Regions from separate parts of the Homo sapiens genome. Here region 2 is linked to region 1. Evidence: read pairs that join two places in POLR2A ChIA-PET (ENCODE). Cell type or tissue: MCF 10A. All regions are shown on one strand. Region 1 overlaps ASAP2 (ArfGAP with SH3 domain, ankyrin repeat and PH domain 2). Region 2 overlaps MBOAT2 (membrane bound glycerophospholipid O-acyltransferase 2).

Evidence for each region. Peaks named below come from ENCODE experiments on the same cell type or tissue, not always from the same donor. Only the 100,000 strongest peaks of a DNase experiment are listed, where the experiment ranks them.
Region 2: POLR2A ChIA-PET joins it to region 1 with 7 read pairs; 1 of 35 experiments calls an interaction of 5 or more read pairs at or near these places.

Annotation. Positions count from the first base shown.
Region 1 is chr2:9,249,596-9,253,595 of GRCh38, forward strand. All of the region lies in intron 1 of ASAP2 (ArfGAP with SH3 domain, ankyrin repeat and PH domain 2), which reads left to right. Among named protein-coding and RNA genes, the nearest start is that of ASAP2, 45 kb to the left of the region's middle. In MCF 10A, no CTCF peak of the experiment used is centred here; DNase peaks (open chromatin) are centred at 66, 1,106 and 2,216.
Region 2 is chr2:8,992,136-8,996,135 of GRCh38, forward strand. The region is part of intron 1 of MBOAT2 (membrane bound glycerophospholipid O-acyltransferase 2); the gene reads right to left. Among named protein-coding and RNA genes, the nearest start is that of MBOAT2, 9.5 kb to the right of the region's middle. In MCF 10A, no CTCF peak of the experiment used is centred here; a DNase peak (open chromatin) is centred at 1,946.

The DNA of each region.
Region 1 (4,000 bases):
TCACATAGACTGCATAGCCATGACTTAGCAGGGTGGAGCACCCACACTGTCGTGTGGACAGAAAGTTCACAGCCTGAGTGAGACTGGGCGCTGGGCTGAGATTGCTGGCACGGGTCTCCTGGAGCTGCAGGCAGGCATGCCCGGGCTGGCGGGGGAGCTGCATGCACTGCCACCCCCAGAGGAGGGCAGGGCCGTGTGGGGATACTGCAGAGGATGACCGAGGGGCATGATTAGAGAGAGGCTACCCTGAAAACACTCTGCTAGGCTTCCAGATTTTTGTTTTGGGCTGGTCCTGCTCAGGATCTGTGAGAAGTATGTAGGAACATTGGGCCACCGTCTCCTGCCCATCAAAAGGCTACATGCCATGTGGAAGGAAGGCAGGGCTTGGGGTCAAATCTGGGTATACAACTCTTCCCTTCTTTCCATTTTCTTACTTGGAATATTTACTTACTCACTTGAGTTTCAGTTTTATCATCTGTAACATGAGGAAAATAATACCTACCTCAATTGCTTTGTAGGGTTTCATAAAGCTAAAATAATACCCATGATCTCCTTGGGGGCAGAAACTGCCAGGATCATTTTTAGCATTTAACACGCTGCCTGACACAAAGTGGTCATGTAACATTTGTTGGATAAAACTCCACAAACTGTAAGGAATGTTACACACATGGTAATTATTACTAATAATTCAGCAAATGGTATTTAACCACAGACTTCCTGCCTAGGCACCAGGGAAAGAGGGGAAAGAACACGACATGTGAATACACAGCTGTCCCTAGGGCTCCTGGAGTTCTCGCGGTGCCCCAGGTGCCATGCATGACTTTAAAGATGGGAGTGGGGATGCAGGATGCCAGACATGTGGCCCTTGGGTGGGAATTGGGACCCCAGATCTTTAATCACTTAAGCCTTGGGAGGTGTAAAAGTGTTTTCCCATTCCACAGAGGGTACAAAAGGATACAGGGCACATTGCACGGCCCCCAGGGCAAATGCAGTGTGGTGTGCTCTTTCATTTAAGCCGAGGCCACAAGTAACTATCGGACAAGGTTGGAAGCAGAAAGCAGTGAGCACCCAGAGAGGAACAGGAGTAGGCTGTGGAGCTCAGGAGCTCTGAATCAGAGCCAGGGTGGAGCGGAGGTGTCTCAGCCCCTGAGATGTTGCAGTCTTCCTGTTAATCTGCCTTGTGGAATTAAGCTATACCTGCGGGGTCCTAGGGATGTGATTCAGCACAGGCCACCATGGGCCATCTGTGAGCAAAGTGCTGAGCCCACCATGGTGGAAATACAGAAATAGACAAGACTCGGGGCTTGCTCCCGGGGAACTTAAAACAGTGAACTATGAAACGAGGCGTGGTGAAAGTCAATTTCTTACAGAGATAAGATGGGAACCCGGAGTGGGCAGGCTCACCAAGGAGGTGGCATTTGGGTGGATCTTGAAAGGTCTGTAGAGTTTGAATTGGAGACAGATTAGAGGTGAGAAAACACACTGAGGTGTGGAAACCCACAGGTTCTTCAGGGAATAAGTGGACGGGAGTGGAGCGTGGAGGGCTGGTAAACAGATCGCGAAGGAGATTTTGAAAGGAGGAACGTGGCCAGAGCGTTGTCACATCAGGAGTTTAGTCCGCAAGTAGAGGTGGGCCCTGTGGCTTTCCCTCTAGTCACTTGTCTTACAGAGAAGGGGACTGAGGTTGTGAGGGTGGGGCTGGCATTTGACTTCGTCCCACTCCTTCCCATCTTCTGGGCTCCATCTGCTTGGTACTCACGTGTAACAGCCTTAGGGGACCTGCCCTCCCTGTGGGGGCCCAGACCTGGGGAATCTGGTTGAGTCTGGCTGCTCAGTGGGTCTGGGCGCAAAGCATGTGGAGAAATTGAGAAGCTCGAAGCAGAACAGCTAATCCCTGATGTCCGTCGGGTGGGTTTTGTATGCTTAATAAGTAAAGATAACGTGCATTTTACACTTTACTAAAACGCATTACCTCATCTGACTTTCCTTTTCCCTCCATCCCAGCTGGTGAGTTGGGGACTCAGTGACCCTTGGGAGAAGGGGAAGGGAGCAGCTGGGGGGCGCACCTTGTTGAATTCATGGGGTCTTTCCTGGGGACCTTCGGTTTTGTGATGAGGAAGTGGAGTGGCTGGAGGACATCAGCGTGGCAAATGGAATGCCTTCAGGAATGACGCAAGGGGAAGGTGGCTGTGGCTGAGGGTGAGGAACAGCTGCCAGGAAGGAAGACTGAATGTGAGTTTTCTGGCAGTGATGGATGGAGCAGAGATGGGCCTGAGGCCACTGACAGGGAGCTTTAGGAATGAGAAGCCTGTGCCCACATTGCTTTTTTTTTTCTTTCCTTAATTTTTTTTTTTTAATTATCATCTGTAGCTCATTGAATTTAGTTCATCAGTTATTTGAAATAAATCAGATGTACTTGGGAAGTACTGGCCAGTAGGTGTTAGAGTGTTAGCCTGTACAAAACCTTCCCTCTGGGAAATGCTGGAAGGAGAGCCTTCGTGTCACAAAAGCCGTTAACACACACTGTGAGGTGCCTTGGAGAGAGGTCACTCAGGCCAGGGAGGGCAGGCGTGCCTGACACCAGCTGCTAGGACTGCATTGGAGTGAGGCCACTCAGCCTTGAAGGTCAAAGAGCAGATGACAACTGAGAGTAATTGATGAACCAGGGACTGTAGGAAGAGTCATTTTAAATAAGGCCTTTGGGGCTGTGCGCAGTGGCTCTTGCCTGTAATCCCAGCACTTTGAGAGGTCGAGATGGGTGGATCACTTTTGGCCAGGAGTTCAAGACCAGGCTGGGCAACATAGCAAAACCCCATCTTTACTAAAAATACAGAAAATTAGCTGGGCATGGTGGCACACGCCCAGCTACTCAGGAGGCTACGGCAGGAGAATCGCTTAAACCCAGGAGGTGGAGGTTGCAGTGTGCTGAGATCACACCACTGCATTCCAGCCTGGGCGACAAAGTGAGACCCTATTCCCCTAACACCCCCGCCCCCCAAAAAAAGCCTTCGGAAGACAGTTAAAGAATTTAGGAACACGGCCGGGTGCAGTGGCTCACGCCTGTAATCCCAGCACTTAGGGAGGTTGAGGCGGGCAGATCACGAGGTCAGGAGATCGAGACCATCCTGGCTAACACGGTGAAACCCTGTCTCTACTAAAAATACAAAAAAATTAGCCAGGCGTGGTGGCGGGCGCCTGTAATCCCAGCTACTCGGGAGGCTGAGGCAGGAGAATGGCATGAACCCAGGAGGCGGAGCTTGCAGTGAGCCGAGATCGCGCCACTGCACTCCAGCCTCGCGACAAAGCGAGACTCCGTCTCAAAAAAAAAAAAAAAAAGAATTTAGGAACACAAGCAGATAGTGCGTGGGCCCAATCACTGGTCCTACACCAAGCATCTTGACTATTTAGTTGTTCACTGCAGCCCTCAAAAGCTGCCCGTGCATCCCTAAGCCCAAGCCAATCCCGAGGCAACAAAGAAACGAAAGTCGTTTTTTGTTGTTTTTTAAAAAGTTTTTAAAGTCAGCTGAATTGAGGTCTACTCTGCAAACAATAAAATTCACCAGTTTTTGTTTTTGTTTCTGTTTTTTTAAACAGTTTCACTCTTGTCACCCAGGCTGGAGTGCAATGGCGCGATATTGGCTCACTGCAACCTCTGCTTCCTGGGTTCAAGCGATTCTCGTGCGTCAGCCTCCTGAGTAGCTGGGATTACAGGTGCCCGCCACCACACCTGGCTAATTTTTGTATTTTTAGTAGAGACAGAGATTCACCATGTTGGCCAGGCTGGTCTCCAACTCCTGACCTCAGGTGATCCGCCCGCGTTGGCTTCCCAAAGTGCTAGGATTACAGGCATGAACCACTGTGCCCGGCCAAAATTCACGTTTTAAATGTGCAGTTTAGTGGGTTTTGTGAAATCGTCTAAGCACCCTACAGATGTAACGTAGCAGAGTGCCGTCACGCAGAACTCCCCTCTTCAGTTGGTTCCCCCATTCCTGCCTCCTGT
Region 2 (4,000 bases), 260 kb before region 1:
ATACAATTAATTTCTAGACCTTTATTGCAGGTCTTTACATCTATCTTGAAATTTAATATTGTTAAATTAGATGCATCCAATTTTACTATTTATTGAGCACCCAGTAGATAAATGGTTTTGTAACTACTTGTTCTGTAACAGCCAGCACCTCTCTCCATTCATTCTTTTTGTTTGCTTTAATACAGATTTGAAGGTCTCGCTACATTGCCTGGGCTGATCTCAAACTCCTGGACTCAAGGGATCCTCCTGCCTTGGCCTCCCAAAGTGCTAGGATTACGGGCATGAGCTACCGTGCCCAGCCTCTCCATTGAGTTTTAACAAGTAAAGTATCACTTAGATGTTTTTCATGTATATATTGTAGTTTTAGCTATAATCTAGTTTCAAAAAGAAAATTAAAAGAACCAGAATGTTTTGTTTGTACAAGCAGGGAGCTATCTATTTTATTTTAACATATACCATACATGTATTGAACTACTTAAATATATCTAAAATTATATGTTATGTATCACCCTGACCTTCCACTAACACCTAAGTCTGGCGGAGAAAATCTCCAAAACCTGAAAAAGTTTCTATGAGATGATGGATTAAAATGGGAAGCTATGTCTTTGTCCAACGCCTAGACAGAAGCAAGGCATGCTGGTCAGAGCTTGGGACTTCCCAGAAGAATGTGGTCCACGGGGTTGGCAGCTGGCTGGTCGCCTGGCTCAGCAGAGCTTTCCCCACTCCACAGGGACACGGGTTTACCTGTTCCTTTGAGCTGCTCTGGGAGGATCTGTCAATGATTCATCTGCTGCTGCCAAAAAGCCAGGCTTCCCTGGACTGGATGGATGGCTGGAGGACATGGAGGGTGGGTGAGATATCCCAAAGGAGTCTTTCTAGAGGGCCCTACTAAAGGGACACTAAAAGTGGCAGTCCTTTGTTCTCTATCAATAAAGACAATTGTGCAACTGCAGGCTTCTTTTATCTGAATCTCTTGATTAAAATGCTCATAAAGCTTCTTTTTCCAACCACACCTGACACTGTAATCATCCAGCTGAAAATAGTGGTACCTCTCAGAATTATCTTCAATTCTTTTTGAATAATCCAGCCAAAATCCCCCAAAATTCTTCAATGCTTTGCATGTCCTCAGCCTCCTTTTAAGTAACCCATTTTAAAAAGGTTTCTATCACTCACTTCTTACCTAAGAGAGACCTGCTGCGCGGTCCTTCAGTGAGCCTAACCACTAAAGGCATCGGAATGCTCAAGACTCCACAGCAGTAAGAGGCACAGACCAGCTGCAAGAGAAAGCAGCTGCAGAGTGACCAGAAGCTGATTAGGGGAGCTCAGTCTGTGGAGAAGCTTGTTGGCCAGTGAAGTGAGTGTCCACAGATTTCCTAGCCCCTAACCTGCCTTCTACCTAGCCCAGGAGGCGTGAGTGCCAATGAAAGACAGGAAAAGTGCACAGTTCCCAGGAAAAGTCCCCTGGGAACACCCAGCATGACCCCACTAGACCCACTAGACCGCATCCCTCAGAACCTGGCCTTCCTAACTTCCTCAGCAGGACCTGGCCCTCTCTACCAGGAAGTGCTCCAAGGAGCTGCGGTGTTTTATGTCTGAAAATCACTGCATTCAACTGCAGTACCTCCGCTGTACCCTGTGTCTTGTTCACCACCTGGCATACATGAGACACTTCACTCCTTGCAAAATGGATGACAGAGAACACTCTCCTAGGCTCTGAAGAAAGTAAAGCCTTAAACAGCATGGTGCCCTCTCCAGCCCCTGGAAAAGCACTTAAAGTCAGTAACACCCAAAACGCCAGGTTCTGACTCCGTGTGCATTGTCTCCTCAGTGCTAACCACAACTCCGTAGGGAGACACCCACTACGTGAACTACTTTATAGATGAGGAAACTGAAGCAAATAAAAGATCAGCACCTTGCCAAGAGCACACAGCTAACAAGGGACAGTCAGAAGCTGAGCCAGTCTATGCTTTCATCACACCAGCCCTGCGGACTCTAAACATGCTCCGTGCCAAGAATGGTCCTAGGCAGACGGGACACAAAGATGAGTAAGTGGAGGTCCTTATTCTTAAGGAATTTAGTTTGGGAGGGAGACTTGTAAAGCAAACAAAAAAAAAATCAATGCTCCAGGTGTTATCAGAGTAGAATACAGTGAAAGCGGGGCATGATGGGACTGTTCGGAGGGCCCTAACCAACAGGGCAGCCCAGGCATTCTCTCGCAGCACTGCTTCCTGGAGTTGGAGGGGTACTCACATATGACAAGAAGGCAGTGGAGAGGGGCGAGGACCCCGCATGGGATCTTGCCATTAACTCCTTCCTAAGAAAGAACTGGATGACACTGGGCTTCTGCTGTACAGAAACAGGACAGGCTGGTTAGTCCAGAGCAAAGGAGAGAGGCAGATCAGGAATACCAGGGGCCTCTCTTCTCTCGGTCCTTCTCCAGAACACTGGCCTCATGACATAAATGCTGCATGGGATGCGAGACAGCTGTGTGAAGAGGTCCCAAGTCATGGGTCCACCTGGAATGCCTGCAGCCTGAGGCAGAAGAATTACAAATACTTAGGGCATGTAGGTGTAGCATGCACGAACATATCATGCATGCAAGATACCCAAAAAGGGAGGAAAGGATGGGGCAAATCTTAAAACGCTTCATCAAGGAGGCATAGGCTTTAGCTGACTATTGAAAAATACGGATCTGCCAAGCCAAAAAGTGTAGCAGGGATTTCAAGAGGAAACAGCTTAATCAAAGGCAAGGAGTTAAAAGAGAGAAAATGTATTGAGGAGCATTTTAAGTAATTGAGTATGCAAGTACTTTAAGCAGCAGAAAGCCAGGATTTAAATTCCAGCTCGCCACATACGTTGCTCTAAGCAATTTACTCGGCATGTGTGGAAAGAGTGTGAGAGTTTGTCAGGGGTCGGGGGTTGAATAAGCCATCCTTCTGAGGGTCCAAGCCTACCCCATCAGACAGAGACTTTCAAAGGTAAGCTCACAGTAAGAACAGAACTGCCACATAATCCGGCAATCTCACTACTGGTTGCAGTGAGCCGAGATTGAGCCACTGCACTCCAGCCTATCTCAATCAATCAATCAATACAATTTTTAAAGGAGAGAAAAAAAAATCACATGGAGCAGGCTCTCTCACAGAGTAGGCCAAAAGGGACACTTGGCTCAGGCCTCCCATTCCGGAAGGACCCCAAATGTAGACGTTCAACATTTTCTACATATGAGATTATACATACAGTCACCAGAGATGCAGTGACAGGACTGAAGGGAGATGTGTACACCATCCAACTTTAATATTGTCTTGTTTCAGGGCCAAATTGCCTAGAGTAGAGTACACAGTGAATTTTATTTTTCCCTTGTGACTATATTGTCAATAGCACAATTACACTGCCTTACGTTTTGGCGAGTACATGTTAATGTGTTAAATATAAACATTTTTTAAAAATACATTCCATTTTTTTTTTTTTTTTTTGAGACGGAGTCTCGCTCTGTCACCCAGGCTGGAGTGTAGTGGCACGATCTTGGCTCACTGCAAGCTCTGCCTCCCGGGTTCGCGCCATTCTCCTGCCTCAGCCTCCCAAGTAGCTGGGACCACGGGCACCCGCCACCATGCCCGGCCTAATTTTTTGTAGTTTTAGTAGAGACGGGGTTTCACCGTGTTAGCCAGAATGGTCTCGATCTCCTGACCTTGTGATCCGCCCGCCTCGGCCTCCCAAAGTGCTGGGATTACAGGCGTGAGCCATCGCGCCCGGCCTACATTCCATTTTAATAAACTTTTAATAATATGAACAGCCTAAAAACTTTGGCCCAAGTCTGTTATCTGTGATGGTGGTGGGAGGTGGGGGGAAGCAGGGGCCCTGTCGAAAATGCAGACTCCCTGGCCCTCATTGGGTATACCCTGAGTAGAGCCTGGGAATGTACACTTTTAATAACAATCCAAAGTGATCTTTGACACAGGTGGTCTCAGAGCCACACTTTAAAAATGCACCGCAATGGCTC